2 separate regions of the Homo sapiens genome follow, and region 1 is linked to region 2. A link is a loop called in an ENCODE intact Hi-C map of the cell type or tissue named here. Cell type or tissue: ovary. All regions are shown on one strand. Each heading gives the region's core, and the rest is flanking DNA. Links, peaks and the distances in the headings are about the cores only. Region 1 has its middle 16 kb from the start of LINC02222. Region 2 has its middle 20 kb from the start of ZNF354B.

Region 1 (11,136 bases), core at 2,643-10,642, 1.8 Mb after region 2:
AGTGGATCACATGGTCAGGAGTTCAAGACCAGCCTGACCAACATAGTGAAACTCCGTCTCTACTAAAAATACAAAAAAAATTAGCTGGGCATGGTGTTGGGCGCTTGTAGTCCCAGCTACCTGGGAGGCTGAGGCAAGAGAATCTCTTGAACCTGGGAGGTGGAGGTTGCAGTGAGCCAAGTTTGTGCCACTGCACTCCAGCCTGGGTGACAGAGAGACTCTGTCTCAAAAAAAAAAAAAAAAAAAAATGTAGGCCGGGCACGGTAGCTCATGCCTGTAATCCCAGCACTTTGGGAGGCCGAAGCAAGTGGATCACCTGAGGTCAGAAGTTCAAGACCAGCCTGGTCAACATAGTGAAAACCGTCTCTAGTAAATTTTTCTTCTCAGTCATTGTGCATTTCAGTTCCAGAATTCTGGGGGGCTCTTTTTAGGTTTTCTATTTCCTTATTGACATTTCCATTTTGTTCTTTTTCTTTTTTTGAGACAGAGTCTCGCTCTGTCACCCAGGCTGGAGTGCAGTGGCGCAATCTCGACTCACTGAAAGCTCCGCCTACCAGGTTCACGCCATTCTCCTGCCTCAGCCTCCTGAGTAGCTGGGACTACAGGTGCCCGCCACCACGGCCAGCTAATTTTTTGTATTTTTTTGGTAGAGACGGGATCTTCTGACCTCGTGATCCACCCGCGTTGGCCTCCCAAGGTGCTAGGATTACAAGTGTGAGCCACCGCGCCTGGGCCTCCATTTAGTTCTTACATCTTCTTGACTTTCTCCACAGATTTTTTTTTTTTTTGAGGCAGAATCTCACCCTGTTCCCCAGGCTGGAGTGCAATGGCACGATCTTGGCTCACTGCAACCTCTGCCTCCTAGGTTCAAGCGATTCTCCTGCCTCAGCCTCCTGAGTAGCTGGGACTACAGGCGAGTGTGCCACCACGCCCAGCTAATTTTTGTATTTTTAGTAGAGATGGGGTTTCACCATGTTGGTCAGGCTGGTCTCGAACTCCTGACCTCAGGTGATCCACCCGCCTCAGCCTCCCAAAGTGCTGGGATTACAGGCGTGAGCCACTGCACCCGGCCTCTCCACAGATTCTTTTTGTTCTTTGAAAACACACACACACACACACACACACACACATACACATATATATTTTTTTGAGACAGAGTCTCACTCTGTCACCCAGGCTGGAGTGCAGTGGCCCGGTCTTGGCTCACTGCAACCTCTGCCCTCTGAGTTCAAGCAATTCTCCTGCCTCAGCCTCCTGAGTAGCTGGGATTACAGGTGCCTGCCACCGTGCCCGGCTAATTTTTTGTATTTTTAGTAGAGACGGGGTTTCACCATCTTGGCCAGGCTGATCTTGAACTCATGACCTCATGATCCACCTGCCTTGGCCTCCCAAAGTGCTGGGATTACAGGCATGAGCCACCATGCCTGGCCTCTTTGAACATATTTTAGACAGTTGGTATGAAGTCTTTGTGTAGTGGATCCTCTCCCAGCTCTTTTGCAGGGATGGTTCCTGTTGGTCTATTTTTTATTTTGAATGGGCCATACTTTACTGTTTCTTTGTATACTCTTGTTGGTTTTGTTTTTTTTTTTTTGGTCAAAAACTGGACATTTGAATCTAACACTTTAGTGACTCTGAAAATCAGAATTTCCCCTTTCTCCAGGGTTTGCTGTTTTTTGCTTTTGTATTTGTTTGTGTTTTGCTTTTTTGTTTTTTTGGAATTGTTGTAGACTGTCTTGGAGCTAAGGACCAGCTTGAGGTGTAACCTTAAGGTCTTCTCAGGCCTTTTCTGAAACTACGCCTTCCCCTGGGCATGCTTGGTAGCTTTCTAATTTCCCCTGTATATGCAGTTGCTTTTGAATGTCCTACTTTTTATTGTCTGGCTCCAAGAAGGGGAAATAGAGAGAAATTAAGGGGGAAAAAGTCACCAGTCCTTTAAGTCCCCTGGAAGTCACTTTACCAGCAAGGGAGGGGCTTGTAACAATGGGAGAAGGTGGCCGGGCGCGGTGGCTCAGGCCTGTAATCCCAGCACTTTGGGAGGCCGAGGCCAGCGGATCACGAGGTCAGGAGATCGAGACCATCCTGGCCAACACAGTGAAACCCCGTCTCTACTAAAAATACAAAAAAGTAGCCGGGCGTGGTGGCGGGCGCCTGTAGTCCCGGCGACTCAGGAGGCTGAGGCAGGAGAATGGCGTGAACCCGGGAGGCGGAGGTTGCAGTGAGCCGAGATCGCGCCACCGCACTCCAGCCTGGGCGACAGAGCGAGCCTCCGTCTCAAAAGAAAAAGAAAAAAGGAGAAAGTGCAAAGTGCAATAACAAGGGTTGCTGCCTCTTTGTCTGCACTTCTGTGATCAGATGAAGCAATCAGTGATCAGAACAGAGACTCAATATCTGGAGGACAGGGTCTCTCATACCTACCCTGGCTCCTGTCATCGATCTGTAAGCTGCTCCAGGAACGTGCACAGTTGCCTGCTGTGGGGATGAGAGGTGGGGAACAGGCAGCTGCAACTATGCTAAGAGCTCACTGACCAAAATTAACCACAATGTACCATCCGAGTCTTCCTGGAAGTTGCAGGCCTTCAATGGACTTCAGAGTTCCAAAATAGCTACAACAGACAGATTCTGTGAGTATTATTGTCTAGGTGAGGAGAGAGATTTCTCAGGCTTCCTGCTCCTCCATCTTCCCAGAATTCTCTACTTGGTCATTTTATTTTTAACAAGGCTTCTAAGACCATTCACCACGAGAAGAAATGGCCTCTCCAACAACTGGTGCTGGTACCGCTGGATAGCCATAAGCAATGAAGTTGAAACTTTACCTCACACTATAGACAAAAATTAACTCAAAATGGATCAAAAATTAACTCAAGGCCTAAATGTAAAAATGAAAATATAAACTTCTGAGGAAAGCCAAGTAGTAAATCTTCATTTGGCAATGGAAGCTTAGCTAGGATATTCAAGAAAAGAAAAAACGGATAAGTTAGACATCAAAATTAAGACATTTTTGTGCATCAAAGGACATTATACATTTAAAAAACCATGGAATGAGAGAAAATATTTGCAAATCAAATGTTTGATAAGGAACTTTATCTAGAATCTATACAGAACAGTTACAAGTCAATAATAAAAAGACCACAAATAACCCAATTAAACATGGGCAAAGGATCTTAATAATTTCTCCAAAGAAGATGTGCAAATGGCCAAATCAGCACATGAAAAGATGCCCAGCATCATTATCCACCAAGGAAATGCAAATGTAAGCCACGAGATACCACTTTATTCCAACTAGGATGAGCATAAGCAAAACAATGGAAAATAAACGTTGTTGGCAAAGATGTGGAGAAATCAAAGAGTTCTCATCTACTGCTGGTGGGAGTGGTAAGTGGTATGGTCACTTTAGAAACATTATGGCACTTCCTCAAAATGTTAAACATCAAGTTACCATATGACCCAGCAATTTCCCTCACAGGCATACGTAGATCCAGGAGAAGTGAAATGAAAATGTAGGTCCACACAGAAATGTGTGCACAAATGCTTATAGCAGCATTATTGAGAATAACCCAAAGATGGAAACAATTCACATGTCCGTCAACTAGTGAATGATAAATACCACGTGGCGTATTCACACGGTGGAATATTCTCACATGATAAGAAATGAGGTATAACAGAGGAATCTTGAAAACATCATGCTAATTGAAAGAAGCCAGTCAGGGCCGGGCGCGGCGGCTCTCACCTGTGATCCCAGCACTTTGGGAGGCCGAGGTGGGCGAATCACCTGAGCTCAGAAGTTCCAGACCAACCTGGGCGACGTGATGAAACTCTGTCTCTACGAAAATACAAAAAAAAAGTAGCCAGGCGTGGTGGCGGGCGCCTGTAGTTCCAGCGACTCAGGAGGTTGAGGCAGGAGAATCGCTTGAACCCAGGAGGCGGACCTTGCAGTGAGCTGAGATGGCGCCACTGCACTCCAGCCTGGGCGACACAGCAAGACTCCGTCTCAAAAAAAAAAAAAAAAAAAAAAAGCCAGTCTCAAAAAAACTCACGTATTATACTAGTTCATTTGTATGAAATGTCCAGAGTGGGAAAAGACGTAGAAAGTAGATTACTGGTTGTTTATTGGTTTGGGTGGGGGAGGGATGGAAGCATGAGGGAGTGTTACCTAAAGAGTGTGGGGTTTCTTTCTAGTGGCAGAAACATTCTCCTGATCACAGGGTCAGGAGTTCAGTTGTGCTGATGGCTGCAGCACTCTGTGAATATACTGAAAGGCACATTAAGTATACGGTATGTGAATTATATCTCAATAAAGTTGTTGCCAAGAAATTGACAGCACAGTTTACGCAGGTTAAATAGTTAAGAACTACATAAACACTACAATCAATGCGGCATTTTACCCTGTACAAGACCTCAAGGCTGCTTGTTAAAGTGGTTTTGGAAGGGCTGTAGCTTATGGTTTACCGTGAGGTGGTGGAAGGGAGGTTGTCTGAAACTGGGTGGGGTGGAAGTTTGTCCGGCCAAATGTGCACGGCTGTGGCTCGTCACACACCCAGCTGGAAGTGTGCGCGTGTGCTTTCTGCGCACTTCTACGTTGCTTGAGCAGCTGGACTGGGCATAATGTTCTGCATGCACTTGGTGTGTTTTGCAAATGAAATCGTGTATGAACAAATGCAAAAGTCACATTATGCTCAAATTCCCTCCAATATGTCAGTGCATTGAATAAAATGGCAATATTTATTTATTTAGAGACGGAGTTTTGCTCTTTTCACCCAGGCTGGAGTGCAGTGGCACGATCTCGGCTCACTGCAACCTCGGCCTCCCAAGTTCAAGTGATTCCCCTGCCTCAGGCTCCTGAGTAGCTGGGATTACAGGCTCCTGCCATCATGCCCAGCTAATTTTTGTTTTACGGTTTGTTTTGTTTTGTTTTTTTTTTTTTTGAGACGGAGTCTTGCTCTGTCACCCAGGCTGGAGTGCAATGGTGCAATCTTGGCTCACTGCAACCTCTGCCTTCCAGGTTCAAGTGATTCTCCTACCTCAGCCTCCGAAGTAGCTGGAATTGCAGGTGCCCACCACCACGCCCAGCTAATTTTTCTATTTTTGGTAGAGACAGGGTTTCGCCATGTTGGCCAGGCTGGTCTTGAACTCCTGACCTTAGGTGATCCACCTGCCCTGGCCTCCCTAAGTGCTGGGATTATAGGCATGAGCCACCATGCCTGGCCCTAATATTTAAAACAAGTATTATAGCATAACTGGCTGTAGCTGTATGCTTATATTTAAAATGTCTCTTGGCTTAAGAAAAACAGACTGACAATCTTTGACTTTAGTCCATTTACATTTAATGTAATTACTGATATATTTGGGTTGACATCTACCATATTACTATTTGTTTTCTATTTGTTTCATCATTCTGTGGTTCATTTATTCCTTCTTTCTTACAGTTTAAGGATCCATCAAGTTTTTTATTATTTTATTTTATTTTATTTTTTCTCTTCTATTAATGTGGTAGATGGCAAAGATGGCCACCATGCCTCACTTCTCCTTATATTCATGCACTTTTACAATGTGTGTTTGTAGCTTCTCCTGTTAAGGATGGAAGTCAGGGGCCGGGCGCGGTGGCTCACGCCTGTAATCCCAGCACTTTGGGAGGCCGAGGTGGGTGGATCACAAGGTCAGGAGTTCGAGACCATCCTGCCTAACATGGTGAAACCCCATCTCTACTAAAAATACAAAAAAATTAGCTGGGCGTGGTGGCGGGTGCCTGTAATCCCAGCTACACGGGAGGCTGAGGCAGAAGAATTGTGTGAACCCAGTAGGTGGAGGCTGCAGTGAGCTGAGATCGCACCACTACACTCCAGCCTGGGTGAGAGAGAGACTCTATCTCAAAAAAAAAAAAAGAAAAAAAAAGGAATTGAAGTCAATTTCTCCTCCCTTTGAAAAAGAAACGGCCTCTTAGCCATGTTAATTTAATTCAGCAAAAGTGACGATGTGAAGACCTTGTCCCTTTACAATCTTACGACATTGCCACTGCCATATGTAGCATGCCCAGGTTAGCCTGCTGGAGGGTGGGAAAGAGAAGGGGGATCACAAAGGATGAATGACTCAACTGTGAATTTCAGATTAAATGTTCTGAAATGCAGAGCAGAGCAAACATCCTGAAAACTGGAAGACTTTTGATTTGCAAGTGCTTGGTGGTAGACAAAGAAATACTTTTGCTTTGAACTCCGAAAAAGTCAAGCTTGGAGGACTCAGACCACAGAGTTTACAAAATGAAGGCATGAAGTGGGAAAGGAAGCAGCTATGGCATAAGAGCCATTTCCCCTGGGAAAGTTGTGCGTGCCATAGGGACACAGGAAGAAGAGAACGAGACAGGACCCTAGCAGCAGGCAGATGAGGCCTGGGTCGTCTGAGGGACTCTGTGTCCCCAGTACTTGGGCCTTGGCCCAGGAAGACACTAGGCGTGTGACAGCGGGCGGAGGACATCTCAGGCTGTGGAGGCAGTGCTTTGTGTGTTTGAGGCTTATCACGTGAGCACTGCACAGAACCCCACACCCAGCACACGGCTGGAGCACCTGCCCCATGGACAGCAGACATTTGAGGGCCAAGGGAAATGGCCACAGCGATAGGCCCAAGGAGGCCTCCCAGAGAAAGCCCTGCTCAGTGCAGGCCGGGCAGGCTGGAAAGGGGTCTCTGGGCCAGTCCCCACAGCACACACCTGGCAGAACGTCAGACCGGCCACACTGGAATGGCCAAAGACAGAGGAGACCCCAATCCTTCCTGGTGCTGGAGAGTGAACTTCGGGGAGCCTGTGCAACGTCCAGACTGGGATCACTCAGAGAGGCAGGGAGACAATGAGGGTGGGGGGAACCTTGACACTCCAGCCGTTGACCCAAGGGAGCCCGTGCTATCCTGGGAGGCGCTGCGATCTAATCTAGAAACAGCTGAACAAACTGTAGGCAGAAGTTTGTTTGTTGACACTATCTGTGGAAATGAGGGATAGTGTTGACAGCAATTTCATTCATTGATGGACAAAGAACTTCTGTGCCTCTGAGTTGTAGTGTGTAAATGTCAAAACCTCCACATTGATGTGAGAGAGGAAAAAGCCCCAGGAGGGCTTTGGTCACATAATAGACTACGCAGAGCGGACTCTCAGATGGCCGTGGAGCAAATTTGGTTGGTTTTTGGGTACTGAGGTGGGGAGATGGCCACGAGCTATCGTTGGGTGAAAAAGGCAAGTGACAGAACTAGAGGGGCAGTGTAATCCCTTCCAGTGAGAAAGAAGAGAGAAAGCAGAAAGGAAGGGAGGAAGGGAGGCAGGCAGGCTACAAGGAATGAATCTGGGGGCCTGCCAGTTGAGCCATCTGCCCTGTGGTCAGGGCAGCTGCTGGCCCGGGCTCAGGGTGCCCCTCTGAATGAAGGAAGAGGAAGACTCAGACAGCACCCCACGGCCCAACCTCATTCCATCCCCACAACTCAGGGCACGCCTGTGACTGACTTCCTTCCTCCTGAAATTGGCCCCCCTGGGGATAGGAGCCCATCCTCAACCATCCAGGGCTCTGTGGGAAACAAGGTTTGAGTCCTTCTTCCTGGCTCTGGGGACAGAGTCAGATACCATGCGCCAAAGGTTCAAGATGGTTCCATTTTATTTGAAGCAATGTGTTTCTGAAGAACCTACACAATTCTATATGTACATTTATCAAAACTAACCTTTCACTTAGGGGGGTGTGTGTGTGCGTGTATGTGTGTGTGTATGTGTATTGTATGTGTGTGTATGTGTGTGTCTATGTGTATGTGTGTGTATGTGTGTATGTGTCTATGTGTATGTGTGTGTATGTGTATGTGTGTGTATGTGTATGTGTGTATGTGTATGTGTGTATGTGTATGTGTGTATGTGTGTGTATGTGTGTATGTGTATGTGTGTATGTGTATGTGTGTGTGTGTATGTATGTGTGTGTGTATGTATATGTGTGTATGTGTATGTGTGTGTGTATGTGTGTGTGTGTGTGTGTGTCATACCTTTCCACTTGAAGACCGTCTTTCATTTTCTCCACGACCTTGTGTCTTCTACCTCACAGATTCTCAGACATTGACTTGTTTGAGTTTCTCAGCTCTGGCACTGGCGCTGCTACTTAAAGCATGCCCATCTCTCACTGTGATAAGCGCCAAAAAGCAGTGTGCCCACGGAAAGCACTTGCAGAAGTGAGGTGCTGGGACACAGCTGCCAGGATTGAAGATACTGAGGAAGGAACGGTGCCAACAATTTGCTGACTGCTTCCATGGCGACACCGTGTGGCCATGTTGTGCCATGTGTCCACACGTCTGAGACCTGTCATCTTTAAGATCACTCCTAGTAATTTAAAAAAAAAATTTGAAGTGAGACACATTATCTTCAAAAATTGTGCACAAAGTGAGGCCTTATGAGCGGTTTTTAGCATGCAATTTTAAATTCACGTGTCTATACGCCTAAGACCTGTCATCTTTAAGATCACTCCTCCAAATAATTTTTTTAAAAAAATTTGAAGTGAGACATATTATCTTCAAAAATTGTGCACAAAGTGAGGCCTTATGAGCGGCTTTAGCATGCAATTTTAAATTCACATAATTTACACATATAGAAAATAAGAGCACACCAGGAGAAATTAGAGCGTAGTTACAGGAAAAGCCGTGCCGACCTCGGTGTGGCTAGAGGGCCAGTCTTCTTCTTTCCCACCTGTGGTGGGATGCTTGTACCAGAGAAGAGAACCTCTCTTCAGAGCAGGTGGCAGCTCCAGTCATGGTGGTTGTGCTGGACGGATGCTGACTGCGAGCCAGCCTCTCTGTGGAGTGCTGCGTGCATGTACTTATTTACTTATTCATTCTGTAGTTATTTATCTTGCTCCTATATGGCAGGCACTCAGGATAGAGGGGTGAATGAGAAAGAGGTTCTTGCTCCTGTACAATCTATTGGCTTCCCTCCAAGGAATGTACTATGTTTTTTGTTTGTTTTTAGAGACAGAGTTTTGCTCTGTCGCCCAGTCTGGAGTGTAGTGGCACAATCATGCCTCACTGCAGCCTCGACCTCCCCGGCTCAACTTCCTCCCACTTCAATCTCCCTGGAAGCTGGGACTACAGGTGTGCACCAGCATGCCTGACTAATTTGTTTATTTTATGTTTTTGTATAGACAGGGTTCTTGCTATGATGTCCAGGTTGGTCTCAAACTCCCGGGCTCAAACAATCGTCCCGCTTAGGCCTCTCAAAGTGCTGGGATTACAGGTGTGAGCCACCGCGCCCAGCCTGTAAGAGTCCACTTGTAAGAAATGTCCAGAAAAGACAAATTTATAGAGACAGACAGTACATTTGTTGTTACCAGGGCCTGTGGGTGAGAATGAGGACTGACTGTGCAAACGGGCATTGAGTTTTCTTTTTGGGCGAATGGAAATGTTATAAAAGTCAGATTTTGGTCCTTCCACACCCATCCCAATTTGGGCCTCCCGTCTGGATTACAGGAAACTCCTCCTCCTCCTCCTTCGACTTCTTGGATACTGGAGCCTGAGCTGAAGAATGTTTTCATTTCTTTGCCTCATGGCCGCCTGTTACCTCTCCCCAGCGGAGAGGCAGCTTGCTTGGCTCCTGCTGACCCCGGCAGGGAGCCAGGTGCCTTGGGTGTCAGCTCCCGTACTGGCCGTGGCGGCTCTGAACTCGGCACCTGCTGACTGGGGTAAGGCTCTGGTGATCCTGGGCCCGGGTATAGGTGCTCATGCCACCCCCACCCCCCGGGTCAGCTCCTCTGTACTCTGGGCCCACGTGGAGGCTGGTTCTCCCTGGCCCTGAGAACACCGTGGTGCCTCCTCACTTGGCTTTGGCTGACATTCTGGGGATTCAGAGCTAGACTCTGGCTGTCTTTGAGGGGACTCCAGGTGTAGATCTTGCTGATGCTCGGGGGACCCTGGGCTTGGCTCTGGCTGCCTTTGGGGGGGACCCCAAACCTTTGCACCCTGCTGCAGACTGGGTGATCCTGGGCTTGTCTCTGGCTACCTTTGGGGGGACCCCAGGCCAGCTTGCTGCAACACTTGGAGAAGACCCAGGCTTCCTTGTTTCTTCTGGGTTGGACTCAAACTCCACAAGGGCCAATCTCGCCCATGAAACTGAGGTGAGACTCTCACGCCATGAGATCCACGGCCAAGCCACAAAGTTTCGAAACCCCTGCACATGTACACCGCACCCCCTGCCCCACCCCAGAGAAAGACTTTTGATTCCTAGTTCCCAAAGGCTCTCAGGGACCGGGCCTGGTGGCTCACGCCTGTAACCCAGCACTTTGGGAACTCAAGGCACAAGGATTGCTTGAGGATAGGAGTTCGAGACCAACCTAAGCAACATAGTGAGACCCTGCCTCTGCAAAAACAACAACAACAACAACAAAAACCCAAAAAACAAAACAAAACAAACCAAGAAAACTCTCCCAGGGCCAGCATCCACTTTCCTTTCTCCTCTGGCAGTTCATGGCAGTGCCAGTTTCCGTGTGCCCCCGCCAGCCCTGAGTGTTATTTTATTTTTTATTTTTTATTTTTTTGAGAGGGAGTCACACCTGTCGCCCAGGCTGGAGTGCAGTGGTGTGATCTTGGCTCACTGCAAGCTCCGCCTCCCGGGTTCACACCATTCTCCTGCCTCAGCCTCCCGAGTAGCTGGGACTACAGGCCCCCGCCACCACGCCCGGCTAGTTTTTTGTATTTTTAGTAGAGATGGGGTTTCACCATGTTGGCCAGGATGGTCTCGATCTCCTGACCTCGTGATCCGCTGGCCTCGGCCTCCCAAAGTGCTGGGATTACAGGCGTGAGCCATCGCGCCCTGCCTGGTGTTATCTATTTTTAAAACGTTTCCCTGTCTGAGAGGAAAGACATTATTCCATTGCTCCAGTTTGCCCATTAGCCCTGCACACCCCGAGCCTCCTCTGATTTGCCTGCTTGGCTGCTGAATGTCACCAGCCTTAAGGTTCTCCCGTCACTGAGGCCAGCATGCGCTGACCACCAGGAGGCCCTGCTCCCCTGCCAATGTCCTCTGGTCGCACCTGCTCCAGGACACTCAGCTGCGTTTCTGAGCCAAGGCTGCAAAGTTCCACGCCGGCTTTACGATCAGTAAAGGGCATCAATACCCTGAGGCGGGAACTCGGGTTTTTA
Region 2 (12,890 bases), core at 2,595-10,594:
GGGGGGGGGTACGTGGAGGGGGAAAAACGGGTGGTGAACAAGAGGGAGAGAAGGTTTTGCAGAAAGACAGTGGGGAAAACGTTTTTGGGTAGATGGAAAAAGAGTGATGAGAGAGTAATGGGGGGTGAGCGGGAGGGAGAGAAGGTTTGCAAAAAATACGGTTTTTCTCAAATGCTTTATTTCTGTTGAGATGCTCATATATTTGTTTTTTATTCTATTAATGAGGTGTTTGCATCCATTGATTTTTCAAATATTAATGGTGCATTCCTGGGGTAAAACACATTTGCATGTAGTGCATTATCTATATGTTGCTGGAGTTCATTTGGCAGTGTTTTGTTGAATATGTTTGATTTTATAAAACAATGAAAGATACTGGTCTACATTGTTTTGTGATATTGTTTTGGTGTCAGAGTAATCCTGGCTTTATAAAATGAATTGGGAGGTGTTCTCTCCCCTTTTATTTTCTGCAACAGTTGGTGAACAATTGATATTAATTTCTCAGAGTGTTTGATAGAATTCACCTGGGAAGCTCCCTGAGATAGGATTTTTATTGTAAGTTTTTAAAATTACTATCTGATCTTTTAACCTTCTGTAGATCTATTTATATTTTCTATTTCTCTTTTACTCTATTTTAGTTTGTCTCTTTCTAGGACTTCATCCATTCTATCTAGGCTATCTTAATTTTTTTGGCATAAGATTTTCATTGCATTCTCTTTTAATCATTTTTGTTTTGTAATACTGGCAGTGATGGTGTTCTTTTTTATTGATGATTTTAGTAATTTGATTCTCTTCTTTTTTTTTCTTGTTTAGCCTAAATAAACATTTGCCAATTTTGTTATCTTTCCAAACATTTAATTTTGGTTTATTGATGTTCTTTGTTGTTTCATATTCCCTATCTTTCTGTTGGCTTAACTCTTGTGAAATGTTTCTCTTTGTCTTTAGGAAGATTGTATTTGGTTAATAAAATTTAAGTTGATTTTGGAGTATCAACTTTTATGTGAAAGTAGAAGCATGAATTGGGAAATAATGGGTTCTCAAGTATTTTTTTGGTGGTGGCGGGGGTGGGTGGGGGAACAAAATGAGTATCCATGTAGTCCTTGGTTCCCCAAATCATTGAGCTAACTTGGTCAAAATAAGTAGCCTCTCATTCCTTATCTCAAGAGGGTGGTCTTGCCTTGCTTGGAGACATTATAGTGAATTCACTTGATGTAGTTTCTTTTAATCATATCAATTTACTTCATGTCCCATTTTCTTTTCTTTTTTTTTTGAGACGGAGTCTCACTCTGTCGCCCAGGCTAGAGTGCAGTAGCGCTTGGCTCACTGCAATCTCTGCCTCCTGGGTTCAAGTGATTCTCCTGCCTCAGCCTCCCGAGTAGCTGGGATTACAGGCACCCGCCACCATGCCCGGCTAATTTTTGTATTTTTAGTAGAGACAGGATTTCACCATCTTGGCCAGGCTGGTCCTGAACTCCTGACATCATGATCCACCCGCCTCAGCCTCCCAAAGTGCTGGGATTACAGGCGTGACCCATGGCGCCCAGCCCATGTCCCATTTTCAACCAGTTATTGTACCTGGAATGATTGCTAGAATCACATTCCATCTCGCACAGGTAAATAAGTGAATTCTGTCATTTAATATCTAAATTATATATGTTTATTTACATATACATATATTTTACTTGTAATTCAATGAAGGTAAAGCTTTGTTATGCTCTGTGTAAAATATGCTGTCTATATTCTCATGATAGTAAAGAATAAATTGAGTAATTGAATGTATTTGAATTTTACATATATTCTCCATTGAGTAAGAGAAATAAAATCTTAGTACTTGATTTAGTAAATTCCTACATTAAATTCCTAATTTAAATTAAGATGTTTCTTAGCAGAAACAAAGTTTATCTTAACGGGATGATAATTCACTAGTTTACCTCTGACGAGCATCGGCTAGTATTTATTATGAAATTACGCAGCACCAAAATACAATAGAATACAATTATTTAAAACACAAAAAATATTTTATTGATTAATTCAGACATCAGATGTTTACATTATAAAATCAAATTATTTTGGGGGTTTTGTTTTTGTTTTTAGGATATTAGCAAATATTAACAAACGTGAACCATAGTAAAAGTTGTAACACTTGAACATTCCGTTTTCAAATAAACTAAATTTATGTGTCAGATTGAAAAGCTTTTAGATGAGCGATTTATTTTTCTGTCTGTGTCCAAATATTTGTATATCATGTAGACAGCCCAAGAAAATATGCAGATATGTAAGCCATTGAATAGAATGGTAAAGAACACATTCTTAAAAGAAAGAAGAGAATAAGCATCCGAACCATTTTGCATTCTCACTAGCAATGTAAAAGGATTTGTTTCTCCGCATATTTATCACTTGTTATTTTACATTTATTTTGATTGTATCCTAGTAGGTGTGAAATAGTACCTTGTTGTTGTTTGATTTGTATTTCCGTAATGACTAGTGATGCTGTATACTACATATATCTATGTACACATATACATATATATATATACTTATATTTATGCACATACACATATATAGCTTGTATACCTTGTTTGGAGAAATATCTATTCAAATTATTTGCCCATTTTTTAATTTGTTGTTTGCCTTTTAGTTTTTGAGTCATAAGTATTCTTTGTATATTCTGGATACTAGATTATCATCAGATACATGGCTTGACAAATATTTTTTCTCGTGCTTAGGTGGTTGTTTTAGTCTGTCTGGACTACTATAATAAAACCCATAGATTGGGTGGTTTATAAACAACAGGAATTTATTTCTCACAGTTCTAGAGGTTGGGAAGTCCAAGATCAAAGCACTTGCAGATTCAGTGTCTGGGGAGGGCCTGCTCCATCATAGATGGCTGTGTTTTCACTGTAACCTTGCATGGCAGAAGGGGCAAGGAAGCTCTTTGGGTCCTATTCTATAAGGGAACTAATCTCATTCGTAAGTGCAGAGCCATCATGACTTAATCTCCTTCCCAAAACACCACCTCTGAATACTATCACATTGGGGGTGAAGATTTCAGCAATTTTGGAGAAACATAACCCTTCAGACTGTAGTACTTGTCTTTTACCTTTCTTGATAATGTCCTTTGATGCAAAAAAGTTTTTAATTTTGATGAAGTCCAACTTATTTTTTCTTGTGTTACTCTTGCTTTGGATGTGGTATCTAAGAATACATTGCAAAATCCAAGGTCATGAAGATTTATATATACATACATATAAGTGTGTGTATGTATATGTATATACACACATATATATGTGCATGTGTGTGTATATATATATATTTTTTTTTCTTTTTTCTGAGAAGGAGTCTCTCTCTGTCACCCAGGCTGGAATGCGGTGGTGCAATCTCGGCACCACTCCCAAATAGCTAAGATTACGGATTACAGGCGTGCACCACCACACCTGGCTAATGTTTCCTTCCTCTTCTTATTCAGTAAAGACTGAGCTCACATCCTACTGCATACTTTACCACCTACAGAAGTTTGTTATAATTGCAAAAAGAAAAGATTAGTAATGACCATATATAGTAAAACAAACAGAAACTACAAAAACAGGACCAGGAAAAGATATGGAACATGTGGAAAGAATAGAACCAGTCAGGAGCAGTTTATATTTCTGACCGAACTGCATTTTACAGTGGCCAGTGAGAAGCAAGGCCGCCGGCTACCCAGGAAGCTGAGGCAGGAGAATCGCTTGAACCCGGGAGGTGGAGGTTGCAGTGAGCTGAGATCACGCCACTGAACTCCAGCCTGGGCGACAGAGTCAATTGCTGGGCCGGGCAAAGTGGCTCACACCTGTCGTCCCAGCACTCTGGGAGGTTGAGGTGGGCAGATCACTTGAGGTCAGAAGTTTGACACCAGCCTGGGCAACATGGTGAAACCCCATCTCTACTAAAAATACAAAAAGTTGGCTAGGCATGGTGGCTCATGCCTGTAATCCCAGCACTTTGGGAGGCCAAGGCAGGTGGATCACCTGAGGTCAGGAGTTCAAGACCAGCCTGGCAAACATGATGAAACCCCATCTCTACTAAAAATACAAAAATTAGCCCGGTGTGGTGGTGAGCACCTATAATCCCAGCTACTCAGGAGGCTAGGGAAGGAGAATCACTTGAACCTGGGAGGTGGAGGTTACAGTCAGCCGAGATCATGCCTTTGCACTCCAGCTGGGTGACAAAAGTGAAACTCTGTCTAAAAATATATATTAAACACACACACACACACACACACACATATATATGTATAAAGTTAGCTGGCCATGGTGGTGGGTGCCTGTAATCCCAGCTACTCGGGAGGCTGAGGCAGAAGAATCACTTGAATCACTCCAAACATGACATCCTGGAAAAGGCAAAACTAGGCAGCATAAAGAATTTTTAGGGTAGTGAAACATCCTGTATGACTGTAATCGTGGATACACGTCATCATGCATCTGTCAAAATCCATGAAACGTACAACCCAAGGAGTAAACCCTAACATAAAAGATGGACTTTGGTGAATGATAATGTACTGATATTGGCTCAGTAATTTGAATATGTACCATACTTAGAAAGATGTTCATAAAGAGAAAACCGTGAGGGGAAGGGTATGTGGAAACTGTACTTTCAGCTCAATTTTTCTATAAACTTAAAACTGTTCAAAAAAGGCATATTAATTTTTTTAATATCCTAATAGAGGATCAGAGGATGGGCAAACAAAGCCTGGGCAAAACATGGCAGAAAAAGCACAAAATACAACAAAAAAATAAATCTTTTTCCAGTAAGTTGTTGTTGTTGCTCTAAGTAACTGGTGCAGTGATTCTAGTCGGTGACTAGCGATTCCAGTCGGTGGCTAGCGATTCCAGCTGGTGGCTAGCGATTCCAGCTGGTGGCTAGCGATTCCAGCTGGTGGCTAGCGATTCCAGCTGGTGGCTAGCAATTCTAGTTGGTGACTGAGATTTACAGGTTGAAGGGGGGGATCAAGTAGAAGCTGGAGGATGGTCTGAAAGAGGGAGAGGGGCGTTGTTCAGGCAGAAGTGGGTTGGATCCTGACTCTACCACTCAGTATGCCACATGTCAAAGAGAAACAAAATCAGTCTCCAATTACAGGGGTAAGGGAAGATTTTCATCAGTACCAACTGTTGCACTGGGGAAGAATCCAGCCTGAGCTGGACTGAACTTGGATTTGTAGAGGTGACTTTGAGTTTCAAAGGGAGAATGAGGGAATAAGGAAGGGGTTGGGGGGCGCTCAGTAGAGTCAGGAAGGTGACAAATTGCAAAGGGTTGGTTGAGTGCTGTTGGCCCCAGTGCTGCTCCCGGTCTGGAAACTGTCATCCTCCCAGAGGGACGGGAGACAGAGGCCTTGTCCCAGGTGCCAGCCAGAACAAACTACATCCCTTTGGCAGCATCCAGTTTTCTCAGGCAGGCAACTAAGGGGCGCCCGCGTTATCTGAGGGGTGTGGCCTCCAGCGCTGGTAACTGTTAGTGTTTGCTGAAGTCTCCATAGGCCAAGGCTGGGTGGGGCCTGGTGGAGAACGGGGCTCAGAGGGGCCTGGCTGGAGTCCGGTCCAGGACGTTCTTTGTCAAGAGAGCGAGTTAACCGGGCCCTGGGAGCCTCCATTTTCCCTTGCATATCTGTGAGGAGCAAGAGATGACGTGATCCAGGAGCCTCCCGGCTCCACATCCCACAGACGCCCTTTCTGATAAAGGAGCCGGGCGGGCACCGCGACTGCGCCCACTGGAGGCCCTGAAGTAGCAAGGCTCCTGGAGCGCGTCCTGCGCTGGAGTCCTGGAGGATGCCACAGATCTGGAGGGGGTGGTGGGGTCCTGTCCCAGACTCGCCTTAAACGCTGCGAGGACAACGACCCCCCCAGCCCGCCTCCACCCTCCAGCCTGCCTCAGGCAGGAGGCGCAGTAGTCCCCTCTGCAAGCTGCAGATTCCCCACCCTGGCTCCAACTGACCATAGTTGAAATCGAGCTGGAGGCGACAACAACATCCTAGAAACCTGAGTCCCCGCCTCAGGGTATTGATGCCCTTTACTGATTGTAAAGCCAGTGTGGAACTCTGCAGCCTTGGCTCAGAAACGCAGCTGCTGAGTGTCCTGGAGCAGGTGCGACCAGAGGACATTGGCAGGGGAGCAGTGCCTCCTGGTGGTCAGTGCATGCTGGCCTCAGTGACGGGAGAACCTTAAGGCTGGTGACATTCAGTACCCAAGCAGGCAAATCACAGAGGTGGCTGGGGGTGTGCAGGGCTAATGGGCAAACTAGAGCAATGGAATAATGTCTTTCCTCTCAGATAGGGAAACGTTTTAAAAATAGATAATGCTCAGGGCTGGCGGGGGCACACGGAAACTGGCACTGCCATACACTGCCAGAGGAGAAAGGAAAGTGGGTGCTGGCCCTGGGAGAGGTTTCTTGGTTTGTTTTGTTTTGTTTTTGAGGGGTAGTTTGTTTTTTTGCAGAGGCAGGGTCTCACTATGTTGCTTAGGTTGGTCTCGAACTCCTATCCTCAAGTAATCCTCGAGCCTTGAGTTCCCAAAGTGCTGGGTTACAGGCATGAGCCACCAGGCCCGGTCCCTGAGAGCCTTTGGGAACTAGGAATCAAAAGTCTTTCTCTGGGGTGGGGCAGGGGGTGCGGTGTACGTGTGCAGGGGTTTCGAAACTTTGTGGCTTGGCCGTGGATCTCATGGCGTGAGAGTCTCACCTCAGTTTCATGGGCGAGATTGGCCCTTGTGGAGTTTGAGTCCAACCCAGAAGAAACAAGGAAGCCTGGGTCTTCTCCAAGTGTTGCAGCAAGCTGGCCTGGGGTCCCCCCAAAGGTAGCCAGAGACAAGCCCAGGATCACCCAGTCTGCAGCAGGGTGCAAAGGTTTGGGGGTCCCCCACAAAGGCAGCCAGAGCCAAGCCCAGGGTCCCCCGAGCATCAGCAAGATCTACACCTGGAGTCACCTCAAAGACAGCCAGAGTCTAGCTCCAAATCCCCACAATGTCAGCCAAAGCCAAGTGAGGAGGCACCACGGTGTTCTCAGGGCCAGGGAGAACCAGCCTCCGAGTGGGCCCAGAGTCCAGAGGAGCTGACTCGGGGGGTGGGGGTGGCATGAGCACCTATACCCGGGCCCAGGATCACCAGAGCCTTACCCCAGTCAGCAGGTGCCGAGTTCAGAGCCGTCACGGCCAGTACGGGAGCTGACACCCAAGGCACCTGGCTCCCTGCTGGGGTCAGCAGGAGCCAAGCAAGCTGCCTCTAGCTGGGGAGAGGTAACAGGCGGCCATGGGGCAAAGAAGGAAAAAGGTTCTTCAGTCCAGGCTCCAGTATCCAAGAAGTCGAAGGAGGAGGAGGAGGAGTTTCCTATAATCCAGAAGGGGAAGCCCACATTGCGGGAGGATGTGGAAGGACTACTGCAAGAAAAAGTTATCCCAGATGGTTCAGGACAAGCCCCTGCACACATCCTGGCAGTGGAAGATGAAGGAACAGCAGGAAAGGAAGCTTGCCAAGGATTCTGCCCCTAACCTGGAGGAGGAGAAGGAAAGGCACTGCCAGGAGAAGAAACAGCGCTGGGCCCAAGAACCTGAAACATCACCTATAGAACGAGTGGAAGGCAGAGATTGTCCAAGTGATCCAAAGCCCCACCAAGCTCAAGCTGGTGAGGACACAGCAGCTGTGCTCCACTGAGAAGCGGGACACCCTGCCCCTGCTGCAGAAGCAGCCATCCCAGCAGCCAGCAGGCAAGGTCTGAGCTCAGGACGGCCCCGAGGCCCTCTATGGCCAGCAACCATGTCAGACACAGCACCTCAAGCCACTGGCCAGATGCCTCTGCTGGAGTCAGCACTCCAAACCTATGGCTGCAAAATGGTGACCCCCACCCTGGCCAGGGCTCCTGGGCCTTTGACGTCTTTTAGGCTGGTCTGTGTGGGACAGAGGCCCAGGGGGGTCTGGGATCTGGCAGAGATGGGGGTGAGAAGAGATTCAGCCCCCTCCCTTCTTCCTCTCCTTCTCCAAGTGCCTTCAGACCAAGAACAGTATATTCTTCGGTTCCTCAGTGAGCTGGCGACTAGCAGGTGACTCCCACAGATGTTGTATGTCCTGTCTCAGGGTCCTAGGTCCAACCCAGGCCCAAAGGCTGGCAGTCAGGAATCCAGCTTCCCCTACACTTTCCCAAAGGCTGCTCTGAGCACCTCTGCGCCCCACTGGCTCTGTCTTCGAGCAAACTGAATCCACCTCCTCCCCACTTTTCAACACTGAAAGATGAAAATGGGGAGATTGCAGGGAGCAGTTTCTCCCTAGCACCCTCTTGCCCAAACCAGACTCCTCAGAAGCATCAAAGATCTAACTCATGTCTACCCAGTCTACAAAGAAAATATTTATTGAGTGTCTGTTGCATACAGGTACAATTCGAGTCACCAGGGAATACAGACAATAGACCAAAGTCCCTCCCCTCAATGAGCTTTCATTCTGATGGAGAGAAAACATAGTAAACAAGCAAAATGTGTCATGTGTCAAAAAAAAAAGTCTTTCTCCAAATGCATACACTTCGATCTAGCTATTCCACTTGTAGGAATTTATTTGTAAGACTGTATAAAGTATATACAGAGTCTTATAGTATAAGGTGTAGATCTTGCTGATGCTGGGGGGACCCTGGGCTTGGCTCTGGCTGCCTTTGTGGGGGACCCCCAAACCTTTGCACCCTGCTGCAGACTGGGTGATCCTGGGCGTGACTCTGGTTGCCTTTTGGGGGACCCCAGGCCAGCTTGCTGCAGCACTTGGAGGAGACCCAGGGTTCCTTGTTCTGGGTTGGACTCGAACTCCACAAGGGCCAATCTCATCCGTGAAACTAAGGAGGCTCTCAGGCCATGAGATCCATGGCCAAGCCACAAAGTTTCCAAACCCCTGCACACGTACACTGCCACCCCCCAACCCCAGAAAAAGACTTGTGATTCTGTATAAAGTGTAAAAAGGAGTAGTAAAAAAGAATTAAACAGAAACATTCGTTATCGTAGCAAAATTAAGAAAATACGCAACTGTTTAAACACATTAAGATCCTTATTCAAGTAGTAAAACGACTATTTTGTCATTGAAATGGCTTTACAAAATATTGGTAAATTAAGTAAAATGAGGGTTTGAAATAATATGTGCACTCTGTGTCGTAGGCCAGGTGATCCAGAGCAGGCAGTGGAGGGCCTGAGGCGTACAAGGGACCCTACTAGGGATAAACCCATGAAAAAAGCAAGCAGAAACAGGCTTGGGCAGAAGTCAAAACCGTTGCAGGCTCAGCAAAACCTCTGCCAGCCAGCCAGGATGCCAGAACAAGCATCGCCCCCTCAGAGTTGGCTGGGCCAAGAAGAGATGGCCAGATCTTTATACCCAGGCCTCAGGCACCTGAGGGGGCTCCCCAGGGAAGGCCCTGAACGCTGGGGGTGCTCTCTTTGGCTCAGGCATACCCTGAAGCAGCCAGCCAGGCTCTAAACAAACTCCCACAACTGGACAGCAAGTCCTCCCCAAGGAGGGTCCAGGCAGCACATCTATGCATCTACCACATTCTGCTGGTACTAGTAGTAGTAATTTTCAGAAAATAAATTGTGTCTATCTATACAATAATAATAAGCATATGGAATCCATAGGTGTAAATATTTATAAGATAATTAGAAATGTAAGAAAATGGTTGGAGTAAATAAATATTTAAATTCCTGGGATAGGCTGGGCGCGGTGGCTCACGCCTGTAATCCCAGCACTTTGGGAGGCCAAGGTGAGTGGATCACGAGGTCAGGAGTTTGAGAACAGCCTGGCCAACATAGTGAAACTCCTTCTCTCCTAAAAAAAAATACAAAAAAATAGCCAGGCGTGTTGGCAGGAGCCTGTAATCCCACCCACTCGGGAGGCTGAGGCAGGAGAATCACTTGAATCCAGGAGGCGGAGGTTAACAATTGGTTGAGTTTGTCTAAAGACCTGGGATCAAACAGAAAGAAATGTCTGGGTTAAGATGAGAGGTTGTGGAGACCAAAGGTTTACCATGCAGATGAAGCTTTCAGCTAGCAGGCTTCAGAGAGAATAGGTTGCAAAATATTTCTTACCAGACTTAATGTCTGTGTTGATGTTAATGCTGGAGGGGTGTAGAGGCATGTCTGACTCCCACTCCCCAAGATGGCCTGAACCAGTCTCTCAGGTTACATTTTAAGAGCCCTGGCTGAGGGGTCTTAAGATGGTTGAGGGGCCTTAGACTTTTGTTTTTGGTTTATAAGTGGTTCCAAAATGCTGGTACATAAAACCATCTGTGGGACGTGTAAAAAAGCAGGTTTCCGAGTCTTCAGTGACCTCGTTTTTCTAGCCTACTCTATGATACCGTCGCAGCAACTGTCTCCTCTCTTCTGCACCATCGCTCTTTCACTTCCCACTGGATTCTTTCACTTCATTATACAAACATTAACTCCCATCTTTTTAAAAAATAGCCTCAGTTTACCCACTTTTCTCATCAACTACCACCCAATATCTTCTTTTTCTTTTACAAAAATCTCAGTGTGTATCCAGCATCCCTCCACCACCTGACTGTTGAACACACTCAAATCAAACTTCTGATCCTTGTCCCCAAGAGTTTTAATCTAAAACACCAGTTGCTCCCACGTTGCTAAATCCAATGGTGAATTCTCAGTCCTCATCTGAGTTGATCCTTCCATATCATGTGGCACAGATGATCCCTCCCTCCCTTTGAAACACTCCTGCACTTGCCTTCCAAGACATCACACCCTCCTGATTCCTCTCCTGCCTCACTGGTCACTCTTTCTCCCCTAGATTGTGACTTCCTAATGCTAGAGTTCTCAAAGTCTTTATATTTAAACTGTTAATTTTTTTCCTTTGGTTTCTCCTCCTCACTCTCAGCTTTATAGTGACTTCACCCTGTGTCATGGCTTTACTTACTGTTTGTACACTTAGTACTCCCTACTCTGCAGCCCAGCCTTTTACACAGAACCCCAGACTCATAGCTAAATGTCTCCTGATAGCAATGATCTTCATCTCAGAAGATTCAAACTGAGCTCGTTATCTTCCCTATCAGTCAATCACATCCTCCCAGTGCTCGAACACCATGGAGACATCCCTGAATCCTTCTCTCACACATATACATTCAATCCATCATATCCTGTCAACCCGATCTTAAAACATATTCAGAGAAGAAAATTAGGACCCTACCTAATAGTACATACAACAATTAACTCAAAGTAGATCAGTTACCTAAATATAAGTGATTTAAAACTATATAACTCTTAGAATAAAATATAGGGTCAGGAGTTCAAAACCAGCCTGGCCAACATGGTGACATCCCGTCTCTACTAAAGATACAAAAAATTAGCTGGGCATGGTGGCATGTGCCTGTAATCCCAGCTACTCGGGAGGCTGAGGCAGAGGAATTGCTTGAATCAGGGAGGCGGAGGTTGCAGTGAGCCGAGATCGCACCATTGCACTCCAGCCTGGGTAAGAGGGTGTTCAGTGATCCAGTACGAGGACCCAGAGAACTCAGAAAAGCCATTACATTCATGGTTGCAGTCACCATGCGAAGGGTGGCAGAACATGCCCCCCCAAAATAGGCTGCTTTGACATAAGGATTATTGTCAGCTGAAGGCAATTGAGAAGAAATGAGTAAAAGAAAAGCTCTCTCCCCTCCCCCCATCTGCCAGAAAGCAAGACATAAATTTACAAAGATGTCCTTCCCCTCTATACCAAGAAGGACAAAGGTTGGTCACTGGAGATGACTGTAGACCCTTACCAGCCTGGAGATGGAACCAGAGGAATTTGCATAACACGTTTGACTAACCAGCCTCTATCTTCCACTAGGGCCCCATAACTTGCCTCCGTCACACCCTTTTTTCTTTGTTTTAGTTGAAGAATCTAGGCCTAGCTGATTGAAGAATCCCAGCACTTTAGGAGGCCAGGGCGGGAGGATCGATTGAGGCCAGGAGTTCAAGACCAGCCTGGGCAACAGAGGAAGGTCCTATCTCAAAAAAAAAAAAAAAAATCTATATATGGTACATAGTGGCTCACACCATGGGCCAGGCTGAGGCAGGCAGATCACTTGAGCGAGGCGACAGAGAGACTTTATCTCAAAAAAAAAAAAAAAAAAGAAAGAAAAAGAAGAATCTATATAAATAAGCTGGGGTCCTAGACCACCTCTTTGAGAATTACTCATTCCCTGGATATCCCATGTATATAAGAGGTATACATGTTATTAAACTTCTGTTTTTTTCTTGTTAATTTGTCTTTTGTTTACAGGGATCCCAGCTAGGAACCAGAAGGGTAAAGGGGGAATTATCGTTTACTCCCCTGTACATACAAACCCAACCAAAAAGTTAATGTCACTGTATTTACTTCCAACAAATTAGACTTCAGAACAAGGAAAATAATCAGGGATAAAGAGAGCCATTACAAGTGAAAAGGTGATCAATTCTCCAAGAAGACTTAATAATCCTAAATGTGTACACACCTTCATACACAGAGCTTCAAAGTACTTGAGGCAAAACCTGAAAGAACTGAGAAGAAAAATAGACAAATCCACGATTATAGCTGGCATTTCAACATTCTCTCTCACTAACTGAATGAGAGACTAGCCAGAATTCAGTAAAAATAAAGGCAGCCTGAACAGAGCTTGGCAACCAACTTAACTGGTATTTTTAGAACACTCCATCCAAAAATAGCAGGACACACATTATTTTCAAATGTACATGGGGCCAGGCGTGGCAGCTCATGCCTGTAATCCCAGCACTTTGGGAGGCCGATGGGGTGGATCACCTGAAATCAGGAGTTTGAGACCAACCTGGCCAACATGGTGAAACCTCGTCTCTACTAAAATGCAAAAAAAATTAGCCAGGCGTGGTGGTGCACTTCTGTAGTCCAAGCTACTCAGGAGG

The links. Hi-C counts contacts between places; a loop is a spot of excess contacts. Peaks named below come from ENCODE experiments on the same cell type or tissue, not always from the same donor. Only the 100,000 strongest peaks of a DNase experiment are listed, where the experiment ranks them.
Region 1: it touches region 2 in a loop (9-fold over the local background); 3 of 110 quality-filtered maps call a loop at or near these places.

What each region holds. Positions count from the first base shown.
Region 1 is chr5:180,662,478-180,673,613 of GRCh38, forward strand. It overlaps the pseudogene LOC100420514. Among named protein-coding and RNA genes, the nearest start is that of LINC02222, 16 kb to the right of the region's middle. In ovary, for the core only: no CTCF peak of the experiment used is centred there; a DNase peak (open chromatin) is centred at 7,421.
Region 2 is chr5:178,833,405-178,846,294 of GRCh38, forward strand. It overlaps the pseudogene LOC100129457. Among named protein-coding and RNA genes, the nearest start is that of ZNF354B, 20 kb to the right of the region's middle. RefSeq lists a silencer at 5,964-6,258. In ovary, for the core only: no CTCF peak of the experiment used is centred there; a DNase peak (open chromatin) is centred at 6,172.